3 separate regions of the Homo sapiens genome follow, and all the other regions are linked to region 1. Evidence: chromatin loops called from intact Hi-C (ENCODE). Cell type or tissue: heart left ventricle. All regions are shown on one strand.

Evidence for each region. Peaks named below come from ENCODE experiments on the same cell type or tissue, not always from the same donor. Only the 100,000 strongest peaks of a DNase experiment are listed, where the experiment ranks them.
Region 2: a loop joins it to region 1, with 4 times the contacts of the local background. A loop is called at or near these places in 27 of 110 quality-filtered maps.
Region 3: it touches region 1 in a loop (2.9-fold over the local background); 7 of 110 quality-filtered maps call a loop at or near these places.

Annotation. Positions count from the first base shown.
Region 1 is chr6:105,133,925-105,136,424 of GRCh38, reverse strand. All of the region lies in intron 1 of POPDC1 (popeye domain cAMP effector 1), which reads left to right. Among named protein-coding and RNA genes, the nearest start is that of POPDC1, 2.0 kb to the left of the region's middle. In heart left ventricle, CTCF peaks have their summits at 1,073 and 1,273 (motif pointing left); no DNase peak of the experiment used is centred here; H3K4me3 peaks cover 1,606 bases; H3K27ac peaks cover 1,582 bases.
Region 2 is chr6:105,358,305-105,360,804 of GRCh38, reverse strand. All of the region lies in intron 6 of PREP (prolyl endopeptidase), which reads left to right. Among named protein-coding and RNA genes, the nearest start is that of PREP, 44 kb to the left of the region's middle. RefSeq lists an enhancer at 622-811. In heart left ventricle, a CTCF peak has its summit at 1,172 (motif pointing right); no DNase peak of the experiment used is centred here.
Region 3 is chr6:105,271,094-105,273,593 of GRCh38, reverse strand. It overlaps PREP (prolyl endopeptidase), which reads left to right. Exons shown (of 15, transcript NM_002726.5): 15 at 1-376. Among named protein-coding and RNA genes, the nearest start is that of PREP-AS1, 6.7 kb to the left of the region's middle. In heart left ventricle, no CTCF peak of the experiment used is centred here; no DNase peak of the experiment used is centred here; H3K27ac peaks cover 884 bases.

The DNA.
Region 1 (2,500 bases):
GTCCCGAGAGCGCCTGGCCGAGGAGGACCGTTGCCACGGACCCTCCTCCTTTAAGGAGCGAGGTCAGAGGGCCCCGGGAGAGCGCCGATGGCTGGGGACCCGAGGTCCGCGCCACCCACCCGCAACCTCCTTCCCCGAGCCTTTGGGAACGGGTTGTTGGCCAGACAAGTCCCAGAAACTGCCTGCTTTGAAGCATGAATAAGTGCGAAAAGACTCTTAGCAATGTAATGCCATTTGCCATTCGGGAGATGTGCGAAGATTCAGTTAGAATTACAGAATGAATTAACTCGACTAGCAAGACGCTCGTTTGCAGTTATCTTTTTCATTTTTTTAGTTTGGTAGAGGTTTAATGTTAGTTTCAGCATTTAGCTATTTAGCCCTACAATCACCTATTTGAAAAACGATAAACAAAACTTTACTAGTATAGGTAATTTAAGGACTTCAACTTTGATGATCTGATGAGGGAAAAATAATTTCTCTTGATTTAGTCAAAATTAATCTGAAAAGTTTACCAATTTAGCAGTCTAACCTTTCTCTTTCCACCTATTCTCTGTATAAGAATTGTTAAGTGTAAGCCACTTAACGATTAAGTGGTAATCAAAGTAAACTGATCTGATCAATATTTTCGACAATAGGTAACTGGCATTTCACAATAGACAATTATATAGATATATAGATACATATATCTATATATATCTCTCTCTCTCTTTAATAAGGTGTCGTGCGTCAAAACATGTTTAGGATGACCGTACCTTCTAAAAACTGCTAATAATATTTTCTGGTTCTTGGGTCATAATAGTAGTTTTCCTGTCATTTTTCTTGGACCAGAAATTGGTACTTTTAGTGTCACTTTAAGAACTTGTAAAAGCCTGATATTGAATTATAGTGGATTAATAGGCAATACAGGTGAAATTGGGTGAACTCGAGGGGCAACATGTATTGATTGATTGATTATGTAAATGTGTATTATAGAACCATAGGCTATTAAAGTTTTCCCTATTCCAAGGAAGAAACAGACCCGAGGAGCAGAAGTGGCTTTCCCTGGCTTATGTAGCACCCTGGTGGCTTGTGGTGTAGAACCTCACTCAACCTCAGGAAGGCTAGGCACTCCTCTGGCTTTATTACTGAGATCTGGGGAGACGGAACAGTGATTTCTGAAAGTGTTTATCAGGTTGACGTTCCTTCAGAGTGGCTTTCATCCCTGTCTCAGTGGCCTTCTCTACAGAGGCTAGGCCTTGGAAGTACATAGATGAATAAACATTGTCCCTGCCTCCTAGAGGACAAACAGGACAATGGGAGTGTAGGTACATTCTACAGTGCTGTCGAAATGATAGTTATTATTAACCTATGTAATGCTAGGGTAGGTGATGTTGGGTTATGAGTGATAGAGGATACCTCATATCATTCTCTGTCCTGCAGAAGTTACGAGATTCATTCTCGTTTGGCCTTGAAAAGCAAATTTTGTATAAATGGAGTTATTAAAATAATGATCTTCCCCCCCGCCATCCTGATAGGCTTATATATTTGCTGATTTCAGACATTTGGAAAATAGGTGAATTTTTGTTTCTTTCCTTTTTGTAGCAAATCAATATCTAAGTCAACTATTACTATTAATATTTATGAGCTATTTCAGAATTATGTAAAAAGATCTTCAGTTGACTTGATCATTTCATTCACAATTTGTAAATTGGTGTGCTTGTTTTTTATCATCTTTAAGCTGTGGAATTCTTTCACATTTGTCTGTTAACATCCTTTCAAAATACCCATTTTGTACCAATTAATTATTCTACTACCTAAAACCTTTAGTATGTTAAGAACAAGCAGTAGAAGAGTAAGATTAATTGCATGACCTTATTTTGAAAGAAATACATATTTCTAAATTTAAATGTATTTAGGGTCCCCATTTGGAATTTTGCTGAAACAGAATAATTCATATAATCTGTAAACCTACATAGTGTTTGGCAAGGACCAAATTTGTGCAATTAATAATAGAGTGTTTTTTAAGGACCGGAGACCGAAGACAGGTAACATAGGAAATGGTTTTATATAAGCATGTGTAAAATGTATATTCTTTAAATGTACTTGCTATGGATTTTCATATGTATAAGTAAACTGGAAGTTTACTACTTTTAAATTTGTGATATGCTACCAGGTAGAATTATTATGGGAAATAAAGTAGAGATTTAAATAAGACAATAAAAGTTTCATGTTGTATCTCTCTGTGTATATATAAATGTTTATATGGCTATATATTATTTGCATATATGATAATGTATTATGTATGTATGATACAGTGATTTAATGGTGGTATAAAAATAGAGCCTTCTAAATATCCTAAGCCTTCAAATAGATGTGAGGGTATTCATATTTTTTAAGTATTCAAATAATTAGTTTTCTAGTTATTTTTCCTGTGTTTGGATTCAGTCACCAGTGGGAATTTGATGGAAGACTAGACTAAATAACTTTGTAATTACCATGGTTTATGAACATTGGTGATTAT
Region 2 (2,500 bases), 220 kb before region 1:
AAAAACATTTATTTGGGACTAGATTCCCTTAAAAAGACTCCAGTTGCTACTTGTCCCTCTAAATTCTGTGATTTTTATAGGAGTTATTTTCCTGAATATGCTAAGTTGTCCGAATTACACGTTTATCAGACAAGTACATGTGAACCTAATAGAGTTAAGTATAAAATATGTATTTTATACATATACTCTAACAATTTGAACTATGTCTAGTGAGAGTTTTCTTGGACTTCCTTAGTGTAGCCTAGAACCACAGTATACACAGTAGAATTGTTAATGGATTAATGTGGCTTCTTTAATGAAACTATAAAATACAATACCCCCATACCTTATGTCCTACCTTTTGATAAATGTAAGTTAGAATGATAGCTGTTACTGGGTTTCGTCTTCAAAAGTAGAAGCCAAGACTTAAAAAGGTTTCCTCAGGCTAGCATAAAATATGCCAGGGTAAGAAATCACCAAGATGGAAGGGGAACACTTCTTTCCCCATTTTTCTGACCTCCCTGCCAAGGAATTTCATTGAATCTTGGTTTCTCAATGACTAGAAATGAGAGAGGTTGGGAGTTCACAGATTAGCTGACTCACAGCACAAAGCCACATTCTTAAGTGTGTACTTATTCAGCACTAAAGTTGAGATCTCGGTTCTCCATCTGTTGACTCTTGTTCTGTTTCTAGTTGATTCAGACCTGAGGCGGAGAGAAGTGAACTGTTTGTTGGGCCTGGCGAGGACACTGAGTGGAAGAACAGTGGCCGTGGGCTGTGTTGTACACACTGCATATTTACAGGATATTAGCGATGCCTTACATGCTGTCACAGATCAGTTTCCCTGGGAAGCAGACTCTGAGATAGAAATTTGTGTGCTAGAAGTTTGATGGGAGAGCTTTCAAAATCTCTGCCTGTGTGACGAACGATCGCAGCAGAGGGAGAACTTCAGCTGTGATGCAATCATCACAGAGGTGTCAGACAATCCTACAGGAACCCTCAAGCTAGGTGAGCCCTTCAGCATTGTCCTAACAGGAGGGAGAGGGGTCCAGGCCTTTATAAACCTACATTAACCAGTTGTCATATGTGGATGAACCCAAAAGAATGCATGACCTTGGGAGAGGTGCCATCTTCAACTTGAGGATGAGACCTGGAGAGATTCTCGTCTGAGAGCTGTCTGCTCCCAACACCCATCAGCTGGGAGATGAGGGCTTCAGCCCTAGAGGGCAGCCCAGCACAGCACCCACTACACATGCTGATGTCTGTCAGTGAGATATACACTTGAGAATGAATGTACGTACTTGAATATATGTTAAACATAGCTCTCTGTACCAGATAACATAAACCAGTGTAGCCTTTGAGTTTTAAGCATGGACAATTTCAAGAAACTAGGGGAATTCTACTTCTTTAATCATCATTTAGGAGTCATCACTTCCCAAAAGCCTTCTCAGAACTCATTTTTCCGTCCAGCTCACCACCCTGTAGATGCCCCTCTCTGGCACTCACATCATACATTGTACTTCTTGCTATTAATGTTCTACAACATGGCCTTTTCTGTGTGTGTCTGTATCCTTTAGTGTATCTGTCTCTCCCACCTGAGCATGAGTTCTTGAAGGTTCTAGCCTATTGATCTGTGTGTGCCTGAGCCTGATTCAGCAGCCAGCACTTGGTAGACTCTTGATAAATCTTGGGGGAATACACACCCCAGCTGTGGCTGCCCTGAATAGTGGACTGCAGTGGTTGATGGCACGTGTTAAATTGTGTCTTTGTTATGGGAGGTGAGAATTTGGCTGGGGACAGGAAGTTGACCGAAATTTTCCTATTAAGATCAGCCACTTCTGGTGATAGTAGCTTTGTCCAACCTCATCCACCTGGGCACAGGAATACACTTTTATGAAAAGGCTTTTGCCCTTGAGCCTGTGGTAGTTGACTCTTTTGGAGAACTGGGCTGGACCACCCAGAAGATCCATTTTACAATGACGAATGGCATAACCAAGTACCCTTAACCAAAGCAAGCTGAGTGACTTCCCCCTTTCATTGACGACCTTGATTCCACTCTGGTGGAAAGAGAAGTTAAATTCGAGGAAACTTTGCCAAGAAAGAGTAGCCAAGGCAAGGGGGAAGAGTGAATTACTCCCTGAAGCCTGGAGGTGAGTGCTCCTCCCACCTTCAGGAGACATGTCTTTCTGCCAGCCACCAGAGAAGAAGCATGGGGGTGTGGCTTTTGGCTGTTTTTTTAATAACCTCCCAGGTTTTGTCTGCTTATAGAAAATGAAAGGCTTAGTACCAGTGAATGACCAAATGTTATTTAGCCCATCTGTAGAATACCACACTCTCTCTACATCTAGATTTTTTCCTCTTTCCAAATATATTTATCAATACAGATGTTAGTACTTTCTTCTCTTTTAATATTTTCTAATTATATTTAATCAGTACTCTAAATATAATTCAACAGGTGACTTTGCAGAAGTAGACTGTCAGAGTAACCTACATATTAAAAATTGACAGTAATAAAAATGGT
Region 3 (2,500 bases), 140 kb before region 1:
CATCACAAAAATCACTGACATGCCATATCATGGATGAATCTCAAAAACATTATAAGTGAAAGAAGCCAGACACAAATGACTGGGTATAGTCTGATTAAGTGAAATATCCTGAAAAGGCAGTTCTATAAAGATAGAATGTAGATTAGTGGGTACCTGGAGTTGGTGGTGAAGATGGTAATTAACTACTTGGGCATAAAGGATCTAACCGGGATGACAAAAATGTTCTAAAACTGGATTTCAGTAACGGTTGCACAACCTGGTAAATGTATTAAAAAGTCATTGAATTGTACACTTGAAATGTATGAATTTTATGGTTTGTAAATCATAATGTTATCGAAATAATCTCTGGTAGTGAAATAAAGAGAAAAAAGAGCAATGACCCTTTCTGGATGAGTGCCATCCAGGAATAGCCACCTGGAGAACTGCAGAGTCAAGTAAGAAAGGCAGGTGACCAGGGGCAACTGAGATAAAAGCTTGCATATCAGGCTTAGGCAAAGAGGATGAGGGCTATTTTGAGCAGCCGTCTTTAGGTCAGGGTTCACATTTGCAGGCAAAACTGTCCCTCTCTCTCTCTGAGTTTGCTCCTGTAGATCAAATATCAGGCCGGCTGATAGGGTGTCCTGAGAATATGCCCTGCATCCACCTTACAGGCTTTGCTCTGCTCAGGAGCTCAGGGCCTCCTGCAGCCACGTGACCGCAGCACTGAGAAGCAGGCAGGGGGAGGCACGGGCAAGGAGGGTTCGTTCAATGCCAAGTAAGTGACTAAGGAAGCTCTTGTTTACTGTGCAAGAGAAAATGACTTGGTGGCCATTTGTGGAGGTTATTAATGCCAAATAATCTAGAAATTATAAACAAAATATCATAATGGTAATATATGATTTAGAAACTGATTTACATCTAATTGACACAATATTATAGTGTCTTCCAGTTCCAAAGTATGAAAGGCTTTGAGAAACATCAGAGGAAAGAGCTTCCAGTCACCTCTATGGAGAGTCAAACTGAGGTTAACCTGAAAACCAAATCAGCATCAAAACATAACCACCCTAAAACTCCAGAGAAAATGATGGAAGTTAATACAGGTAGCACTGAGTTATTTCCCCAGGACATTCAGGTGTTGGCGCTGTGATTGGCATTTTTCCAGAGGACCAGGTTGCCTGCAACCTCAGGCCCCAGAAGATGCAGGAACCTGAACACCAGGGCCACCCCCTGCTCTGTCACTACTCTGGTCTTGCCTTGGAGTGTGAAATGCTGCAATTCATCCAAGATACAGTCATGCAGCATATAACATTTCTGCATATGACTGCATGTATAATGATAGTCCCATAAGATTATAACAAGCTGAAAAATTCCTATCACCTAATGACATCATAGCCACCATCATGTCGCAGTGCAACACACATGTGTTTGTGGTGATACTGTTGTAAACAGACCTACTGCAGTGCCGGTCATATAAAAGTCTAGCACATACAAGTATGTACAGTACCTAATACTTGATCATAACAGCTGTTCCTAGTTTACGTGTTCACTATATTATAGTTTTTTATCATTTTGAAGTATACTCCTAAAAACAAAAAAAGGCTACCCTGTAAGACAGTCTCAGGCAAGTCCTTCAGGAGGTTTTCCAGAAGTAGTCACTGTTATAGGAGATCACAGCTCCATGAGCGTTACTGGCCCTGAAGACCTTGGAAGGATGTGAAGTGGAAGACAATGAGCAATATTGATGATCCTAACCCTGTGTAGGCCTAGGCTAAAGTGTGTGTTTGTGTCTTAGTTAACAAAAAAAGTTTAAAAAAATATATATACATGAAAAAAGAATAGTTTTGTATAGCTGTACAATATATGTGTTTTAAACTAAGTGTTATTATTTATTTATTTATTTATTTATTTATTTAGACAGAGTTTCCCTCTTGTCACCCAGGCTGGAGTGCAGTGGTGTGATCTCAGCTCACTGCAACCTCCACCTCCTGGGTTCCAGCGATTCTCCTGCCTCAGCCTCCCGAGTAGCTGGGATTACAGGCGCCCACCACCACACCCAGGTAATTTTTATATTTTTAGTAGAGACAGGGTTACACCATATTGACCAGGTTGGTCTCGAACTCCTGACCTCAGGTGATCCACGCCCCTCGGCCTCCGAAAGTGCTAGGATTGCAGGCACGAGCCACCGCGCACCAGCCAAGGTTATGCAGTTTTAGCAAGAATACCCCAGATGTGACATTGTGCTCTTCTCAGTGCATCCTATTGGGGGCACATGGTGTTCATATGTCTTATTCCTGGTGACATCAATTTGGATCACTTGGTTAAGGTGGTGTCTGCCTAGTCTCTCTACTGTAAAGTGACTATTTTTCCCTCTTAAAGATTACCTTAAAATTTAAGGTAAGTTGTATTTTTTGTCTTAATTCAGATGCATATTTAAATACCACTTTTGGAAAAATATTTCAGACAAATTATAATAAAAATTTATATAAATAAGGTTCCTGTGTGTCCTGTCTCAAATAGTTGT